Regions from separate parts of the Homo sapiens genome. Here region 2 is linked to region 1. The links are chromatin contacts, found by Hi-C or POLR2A ChIA-PET in ENCODE. All regions are on one chromosome and are shown on one strand. Each heading gives the region's core, a stretch centred on a gene start or an enhancer-like site at or near the end of the contact. The rest is flanking DNA. Distances are from core to core; before and after follow the strand shown.

Evidence for each region. Hi-C counts contacts between places; a loop is a spot of excess contacts on that map. ChIA-PET counts read pairs that join two places held with the same protein, here RNA polymerase II (POLR2A). Pooled maps may share reads with other maps.
Region 2: a loop to region 1 is called in a pooled map, with 5 times the contacts of the local background. The contact joins two enhancer-like sites. A Hi-C loop is called at or near these places in 1 of 37 single-sample maps with no recorded cell type and 7 of 50 pooled maps. POLR2A ChIA-PET finds 5 or more read pairs at or near these places in 1 of 52 experiments (activated naive CD4-positive, alpha-beta T cell).

What each region holds. Positions count from the first base shown.
Region 1 is chr1:24,533,730-24,538,232 of GRCh38, reverse strand. It overlaps RCAN3 (RCAN family member 3), which reads right to left. Exons shown (of 5, transcript NM_013441.4): 5 at 1-3,140. The coding sequence ends at 2,956. Among named protein-coding and RNA genes, the nearest start is that of NCMAP-DT, 20 kb to the left of the region's middle. RefSeq lists enhancers at 1,685-1,774, 1,601-2,250, 2,251-2,902, 2,877-2,936, 3,553-4,204. Within about 2 kb of position 1,557, at least 14 of the 41 ENCODE cell types and tissues checked have a DNase peak (open chromatin) inside an H3K27ac peak, as active enhancers do.
Region 2 is chr1:25,029,661-25,034,163 of GRCh38, reverse strand. No RefSeq gene overlaps it. Among named protein-coding and RNA genes, the nearest start is that of MIR4425, 8.4 kb to the right of the region's middle. RefSeq lists enhancers at 383-442, 1,443-1,492, 2,033-2,242 and a silencer at 2,999-3,048. Within about 2 kb of position 1,808, at least 10 of the 41 ENCODE cell types and tissues checked have a DNase peak (open chromatin) inside an H3K27ac peak, as active enhancers do.

The sequences.
Region 1 (4,503 bases), core at 308-2,807:
GCAATGGAACTGTTGCTATCCACTTCTGCCTCTTAGTACCTTAAACCTCAGAGATGCTCACTGGAACACTTTTTACATGGATTTGTCTTTGGTTTCATCAGGTGAGTGTGCTACAAAAATCTAGAACCTAAGAGCCAATGCAGCGTCGGTTCTGTGACTATCCTTGTTAAGTGTTACGGTTTTCTAATCCTTCACAAATGTTTTTTTCCCAACACAAAGCACCATTATCTTTCCTCACAATTTTCAACATAGTTTGATTCCCATGAAGAGGTTATGATTTCTAAAGAAAACATGGCTACTATACTATCAATCAGGGTTAAATCTTTTTTTTTTGAGACGGAGTTTCGCTCTTGTTGCCGAGGCTGGAGTGCGATGGCGTGATCTCGGCTCACCGCAACCTCCGTCTCCCGGTTCAGGAAATTCTCCTGCCTCAGCCTCCCAAGTAGCTGGGATTACAGGCATGTGCCACCATGCCAGGCTAATTTTGTATTTTTTAAGTAGAGACAGGATTTCACCATGTTGGTCAGGCTGGTCTTGAACTCCTGACCTCAGGTGGATCCACCCACCTTGGCCTCCCAAAGTGCTGGGATTATGGTGTGAGCCACCACACCTGGTCCTATCAGGGTTAAATCCAAGTAATAACTCAATTTCAAAAAAATTGCAGAAAAGCCTATTAAAAGAAAAAAAAAACCATGAGACTTATCTCTTGTAAATTTGTTACATGAACTAGATATTAAACAGCCAAAAAAGGACAGCGATGATAGTATCTGTTAAGATCCTGGTTCATTTCACAATATGAAAAAGTTGATGGGTACTTAGTAGCTTTTTTAAAAAAATTCATTTTATTATATTATACTAGAAAAATGAAAATATTAATACTTTCCATTCAGAAAAGCTTAAATGACTCGTCTCTAATTTTGGTTTAAAGTTTTCTTCAATTTATTCAAGGCTCTCAAAAAAAAAATAGAAAAGCACTGTAATTTGCACTGCTTGACTGTAAAATGTTTTATGTGTTAGGAATAGAATATTCTTTAATGGGCAGGCAGAGAATGAAAGCCAAGCCAAATAACAAAATCTCATGGGTTTTGATCACTTAGAAAATTACAGTGAATCAATATTACCTAAAAGGAAATTCAAAAAATTCCCAATTGTTGATAATACATGTCTCCTGGCATACAGGGTCCATCTTGCAGTAAAAAATGGGCACAATGCTGAGTTCAGAACTGCAGAGTAAATTTATTGGGTGGTTGTCGGTTAAAATGACAAATGATGATCTGAATTCAATACATTAAATTGCTGATAGAATTGCAAATTTCAACTGAATTTACATTGAGGCCTAGCAGTGGTAGTTGGCTACAACTGGAACAGTTTATCACCTCAGGGTATTTGAGGGCAAGGAAGATACAGAAAAAAAAAAAATTAGGGGTATGCAACACAGTTTAAGTGCTCAGAAATAAATTTTACCACAGTGAGAACGAAACCACAATGACATGTTACTAACACTGTGCAGACGTCATGGTTGAATGCCTGCGTTCTGTTCCTTCCTGGTGGCAGCCGCCTTGGTTCATTAGTTCTCATGTTTGCAGCTCCTTCACATGCCCCGGAGCTTCCCAAGTGTGCCACTCAAAGGAAACAGCACAGTGAGTGGAGGCCAGCAGACCCACCCGGCCCAAAACAGAGCCTTCTCAGTTATGAGACTTTTCTACAGAAGGGACTTCAAAGTCTAAACAGACCAGAGAGAGTTAAAAAGATCCTGCTGCTTCTTAGGGAAGTTCAAAGGTACATTCTGACACCTAAGTGGGAAACAATTCTGTTTTAGGAAAAGTGCCAACTGCAATCCGGGTACAAAATTTCAACAAAAAGAAAAGTAAAACTGAATGATCTCCCCCTCATTCCCTAATTCATAGAAAAATAGTAGGTGTGACTTTTGTTTCAAAGCAAGCTGAAAAATGGTTAAATGGACAATTTACAAATGGTCTTCAGAAAACCTTATCATTACCTTTTCTAGTTGAAAGTCCATGAATGACATACATAAACGTACACATCATAGCCAAAAAACTCAAGAACTAGTGGTTAACAAGATACTGGAAAAGGTGAAGGATAAAAACTGGTGAATGAAGGTAGCTGGGTGGTCTACAGGCTAGAACACGGTCACGAACGGCAGAATGCAGTAGCCACCTGCGATCCTAATCATTCAAGCTTACTGGTGATACGTCCCACTTCTAAAGTGGCCGTCCTTCCTGGGCAGCCATGTCTGGAGGGCGCCACATCAGGAATGAGGGCCTGTGCATTGCTTTGTCCCAAATTCCAGATAAGAGCAACATGTGGGTGGATCTGTGTCGTAAGACTCATCCTCAAAGTGGATTTGGCATTTCTTCCCCAAAGCTAATTGAACAAATACTTGAGAACCATGATTTCTATGAATTATTCTGTATTTCTGGTTTCTTTTCCTGCAAAAAATTTCATGTATACTGAGTAACAACCTTTGATCGATTTATTAATTAGAAGCTATTTATACCAGTAGAAAAATACCCACAAACAATTAAAATTATAAGACTATTTTTAAATTCATAAAAATGGTACTGTACTGGGTGTGACTACATTTCCAGTTTTTGGTGTCTCATGTGATACAGAATCAGGAGGACTTACATGGCTGGAGGGGAGGGGAGCTGTTTTCCTAATTTGTTACTATTTAAAAATGGTTAAGGGTGGCCACATCTTGGGGGCTTCTCCTTTAATGTAAAGTCCCTTTTGGAATATCACTTAAAATCTGGGACAGGTCAAATCAGCTGCTACTCTACACGACCGTGTCTGCAGTACAGGCGTGGTGAGAAGACCTATACCTCACTCGGCAGAGTCTCACCTATGCTGTTCGCAGCAACGCATCGGCCGCAGGCACAGAGCGCCATGGCCAGAGCCCACCAGGGCAGCCGCCTCGCACCACAACCAAGGGCCTCACAGCGCGCAATCAAAGGTCTGGGGCTCATTCAACGCTGCGGTCGGAGGGTCGGGGCGCCTCGTCTGGGCAATTTTCTGTTTGGGGTTTTTTGTCTCTTCTTCCTCTTCAGTTTCACTTTCACAGACATGAACCACCACGCTGGGTGTCGACTCTGTTCCCGCGTGAAGTTCATATTTCTCTCCTGCAGAGGCAAACAAAATAACCATGACAAAAGCATCACTTCCAGCAAAAAGAACTCTTTTGTCCCTTGCAACTTTTTGTTCTACTCCTATTTTAATGGGTGATTCTTGTTCTTTAAATCTTTAAATACTATGTTAGAGTATTTTATCTTGTTTTGGTGTTAAAGATTTGATACTTTAAGGCTTGTATAAAATGTTGTTTCAGTACTGAAGTCTTGGGAGTTAAAATGCAAATGCTAATTATTGTTTTATGAATAATATGAGTTAATCTGTTTAATTAATTAATTTATTTATTTGAGATGGAGTCTCGCTCTGTCGGCAGGCTGGAGTGCAGTGGCACGATCTCGGCTCACTCCAACTTCTGCCTCCCAGGTTCAAGCGATTCTCCTGCCTTAGCCTCCCGAGTAGTTGGGACTACAGGTGTGTGCCACCACGCCCAGCTAATTTTTGTATTTTCAGTCGAGATGGTTTTTTTTTTTCTTTTTTTTGAGATGGAGTCTTGCTCTGTCGCCCAGGCTGGAGTGCAGTGGTGCGACCTCGGCTCACTGCAAGCTCCGCCTCCCGGGTTCACGCCATTCTCCTGCCTCAGCCTCCCGAGTAGCTGGGACTACAGGCGCCCGCTATCACGCCCGGCTAATTTGTTTTTGTATTTTTAGTAGAGACGGGGTTTTATCATGTTGGCCAGGCTGGTCTCGATCTCCTGACCCCAGGTGATCTGCCTGTTTTGGCCTCCCAAAGTGCTGGGATTACAGGTGTGAGCCACCGCACCCAGCCAAGTGACTCTGACATCATAATGGTTTCAGTTTGGGAGATACTTGTAAGGATCCAGGCAGCATAGGCACTCCCTTGATTATAGGAACTTGGATATCTAAGACACAGCTCTAACGTCTAAAAACAGCACTGAATCACTTCTTCCTCAAAATGCCTCTTTTATTCCCCTACAAGAGACATAACTCTGTCTTGGGTGGACAACTGTCTGAACCAGCATCACATCGGTTTCTTATATGATTTTAAAAGGAAGAGAGGTAGAGAAAGTAAAGAGAAGGAAAAAGGAAATGAAAAAGAAATGACAAAAATATTGAAGGAGTGAGATGATATCACCACCAATTCCTTGTAATATATTCAAAGTAGTTGTTGTTTGTCTGATACTTGGTGGGGCTGGGGAGAGAAGGCACCTCATATTCACTAACTGCCTATCAAGTACTAGCAAAATCTGTAGTAGTAAAAATTAGTTACATTTACTGAGTATTATCTATACATCATTTAATACTTAATTTTTTATTTTTACTTTTTTGGAGACAGAGTCTTGCTTCATTGCCTAGGCTGGAGTACAGTGGTACGATCTCGGCTCACTGCATCCTCTGC
Region 2 (4,503 bases), core at 559-3,058, 500 kb before region 1:
GTGGCCATCAGAAGCTGGCCACTTCCTGGTCTGGGCTGCCTTCCCCTTTCTGAGCCTGGGAGGGAACGAAGGAGCGGAGTGAGGTGCCCTTGCGTGCTGCGGCCTGGACGACGTCTGGCCTCTTTTCATTTCCCCTGCATACCGCTTCGCTCTCCACAGCCACCAACGGTCGGAAGCTTCTGGGAGCTGACTGCCAGGTCCCCTGTCCACAGCCGAACCCCTCCTGCCTACGGGCTTCCTCCTCCCTGGGGCTCAAGGGACTCCTAGCCCTGCTGGGGGTCTGCCCACCAAGGGCCTAGAATGAGGCATTGTCGTTTGTACCGAGGCTGAGAGGTGGCCATCGGTCTGAGGTTACACGCACAGCCAATAAGTGGCAGAGCTGTAATTGGAGCTCAGATGTGTCTGACTCCAAAATCCACATCCTTTGCATATTTAACAACCCCCTGTCCCCTCAGAGGAAGTCTGACCAGAGGAGGCTTGGACGAGGGGACATGGAATGACCCTGCTAGACACTGACCTCTGAGGCCAGTGATGGGACCAGCTTCTCCTTCCTGTTAGATCCTGGAACCCAGCCTGGTGCATGCCCCAGAGCAGGTGCTCGCGACACTGGCAGAAACACAAAAGGCATCCTGACTGTTCCTGTCCAGCTCCTGACACTCATGAGCACCTGCTGCATACCAGGCCTGGGCGTGGAGACACAGGACCAAGGGAGAAGACCTTGCCCCAAGATCGGTGGCCATCTTCCGTACCAGGCTTAGTGTGGACAATGTTTAAATGCACCTCAAATTCCACATGCAAGAGAGATCCTTTAAGTCCTTCCAGCAGGAAAGCCAGACCTGGGTTGCACAGGGACCCCCTCTGGTGCAACAAGGAGGTAGCAGGGTGTGAGGATGAAGAACGTGGAGCCAGGCAGGCCTGGGTTCAGATCCCAGCTAGACGAGCCTAGGGTGGCCTTGGGGAAGTGACTTCATGTACCTCAGTTTCCTCACCTGTAGAATGGGAATCAAACCATAGAAAGTGCCTTACAAGACCTCCCTTCAACCCACTCTGGATTAACAAACACTCTCCCTGTCCTTTGAAAGAGAGGCTAGTAGATGCCACAGCTTCCTGAATGTTCCAGGCAGGCCGGCCGCTGCTATTCCCACCTAGGCGGCTCCTCTGACTCAGTGAGGCTTCTTCCCAGACCTGCAGCTGCTGGCTGTAGTGGCCGAACCAGGGAGACCAGAATGTGAATGGGAAAGAGAGTCGTGTCACAGAAAACCAAGAAAGGACTTTGCAAAGGCCCAGTTATAGGCGAGTTGTCAACGGAAGAAAAAAAAAAAGTGCTGCCAAATGAGGTGTGGGCAAGACAGCCATAAAAGACTGGGGAAGACAATAGTTAAAATCCGTCACAAACTTTCATTGAATTAGGTGTAGACTAAAACTGGAGGGAGGGGGTGATTATTAAAAATCCAGAGGGAGTCTAGGGAGTCTGTGCTCAGATGGCTTCACAAGCATCTCTAAGGTCCCACTCCGCTTTAAAGGACTCCTAATGAGAGCCATAAACGCTGCTGCACAGGTTGGTTTTATGCAAGAAAAACAAGGTAGGACACCAGCTGGGGGCCTCAGTCTCAAAGACAGCCTTGGCCCTGCATCAGAAGATCATCTCATAAAAGTACACGCGCACGTGTTACGTTCAATAAAATGCCTACTTTATGTATCATATGATTTCCTGCATTAATTTTTTTTTCTATTAACCAACCACTGGTTTTGCTCTCATTGGATAAGAGGCTTCTGCTATTAATAGCACTTACCTCACTGGGCGGATGTGAAGGCTGAACGAGGTACCGATGCAAAGTGTCTGGCGCGATGCCTGGCACACAGTAAATGTTCAGCAAATATTAGCTGTAATAATCATCTCCAAATCCAGAACTCTCACTTGGCAGATGAGAAAACTGAGTCTCAGCGGCGTGGAGTGAGCGGGCTGCAGACCAAGGCCTAGAATCTGCAGCCCGTGTGAGAATCGCCCACATCTGAAACCCAAGCCTGCGTCTCCCCAGGGCCTCTCTCGTTGCATATTTTGGAGGGGGTGTCACTTCCCTGAGGAACGTCAGGTGGAGGTCACGGGAGCAGTGGTGGGTCCCTCAGCATCCTTCAGGATCATTGCACCCCAGCCTCCCACTGCCCATCCTACTCGGTGGAGGTCTGAGTTTTCCCTCTGGTTCAAGCTTAGGGTCAACCCTAAGCTTGTCTCAGTGACTCTCTCTGTGTTCACCGATCTTGTGTATTTTTATCTCAGAGGCTTTCATTCGTGTCTTTAATTATTTGTTTCAATGTCTGTCTCTCTTCTGAACGACTGGGAGTCCCCCGGGGAGCAGGCCTGATTCATCTGGAAACCCTGAACCCAGCCCAGTGCCTGGCTCCAAGCAGGGGCTTCACGCGTGTTTTTTGAACAAGTGAGCAACGGAACAAATGTGAACAAGTGGGGGTCCCCAGTGTCTCATCGTCTCTGCACCAGACTTTCTGGCCAAGGTTGTAGCAGAGAGAGGTTCACACTTTGTCTGACTTTGGAACCAGCCAAAAATGCCTCCAGGATTCATGGATTCCCTGCCATGGTACAGGCCCAGCAGCTGAGGCCCTAGCCTAGTGCCCAGACCCCTCCCGCTCTTTGTTTTCCTCCTTTATCCCTCCAGCCTCCATCCCTCCAGCCTCCATCCTTGTATTGCTCCAGCCTCCATCTTTCCATCTCTCCAGCCTCTATCCTTCCAGCCTCCATCCTTTCATCCCTCCAGCCTCCATTCCTCCCATCCCGCCATCCTTCTATCCCTCCAGCCTCCACCCTCCAGCCCCTATCCTTACAGCGTCCATCCCTCCCATCCCTCCATCTTTTCAGCCTCCATCCCTCTAGTCTCCATCCCTCCAGCCTCCATCCTTCCATCTCTCCAGCCTCCATTCCTCCAGCCTCCATCCCTCCATCCCTCCAGCCTCCATCCCTTCATCCTCCATCCCTCCAGTCTCCATCTCTCCAGCCTCCATCCTTCCATCCCTCCATCTCTCCAGTCTCCATCCTCCTCTTCCTAGGGAGCCTGAGAGTGTCTGGCAGGGCAGAACAGACCCTGGGAAACCCAGCCCTGGAGTGAGGCTCCCCTCCAAACCGTGAATGGGGTGTGGTTTGGGGCTTTGTCTCCTCTGAGTCACCTCCATGGTGTGGTGGGGTTGACTCAGACAGAGAGTGAGAAGGAGAACTTGGTTGGTCCTCCTGGTTTCCACAGGTCCTGAGACTGGCCAGGGTGGGGCTGGGTGGGGTGGGAGGACAGGGAGAGGCCCACACTGAGGAAGGTGTTAGAACCACACACTGGGAGGACTGACATGGATCTCAGGTCCCCGGGAGCATCTAAACCCCACACTTTCTGCTCTGGAACAGTGAGGGCTGGAAGCAGCAAGGTGTGGCGGAGGGAGGAGTCTGACTCTGTTCTTACCTCCTCCCCTCCCTAAATTTCAGACTCTTCACCTTACACCAAGGGGGTTAGTTCCAAATCCCCTCTAGCCAACTTCCAGCCTGAGTGCCAAGGCCAGGCTTTACCTAATGACCATGGGGACTGGAAGAGAAGAAAAACAGCCAGACGCAGTGGCTCATGCCTGTAATCCCAGCACTTTGGGAGGCTGAGGCGGGTGGATCACTTGAGGCCAGGAGTTCAAGATCAGCCTGGCCAACATGGCAAAACCCTCTCTCTAGTAAAAATACAAAAAAGTTAGCCAGGTGTGGTGGCATGCACCTGTAATCTCAGCTACTCAGGAAGCTGAGGCAGGAGAATCACTTGAACCCAGGAGGCGGAGGCTGCAGTGAGCTGAGATCATTCCATTGCACTCCAGCCTGGGTGACAGAGCAAGACTCTGTCTCAGGAAAAAAAAAAAAATAAAAGAAGAAGAAGAAGAATGACCAAGAGCTACCCTTATTTGAGCACTTACTGCATGCTAAGGACTGGCTGATTGTTCCATATGCATGACCTCATTTAGTCCTCATGATAGCCTTCCAGAAACCCACTTTGCAGATGGGGAAACTGAGGCTCAGTAGAACAATGACTTGCCGCAGGGCACACTCTAGGCTAGATGGTGAGCTGGGCTTCCCAGGTCTCTTGACCCCCAAATCCTCATCCTTGACTGCTTGCTCCCAAAGTTACTGTTTCCCCTCATCACCTGCACCCCAAGATGCTCAAAGTGGTATCTTCTGATTCTAAGAGGGTCAACCAGGGAGGCCAGCCAGGGCCACTGGTCTCTGACCTCTCTTGCTTGTTGACAGCCCCCGGGGGCTGTACTGCTGACTGCAGCCTCCCCAGACCATCTCTCCCCAAAACCCTGTCAGACAGCTCTGGAGGAGGCATTTGGCTTTCCTTTTACGGTTTTTCTTTTCTTTTAACTTCTCTGCAACAAATATAGAAAATACAGATAAGCACAGGAAAGAGCAAGAAAATCACATTCCTTATCATCTTCATTAGAATAGTGACATTTGGGTGCATTTCATTC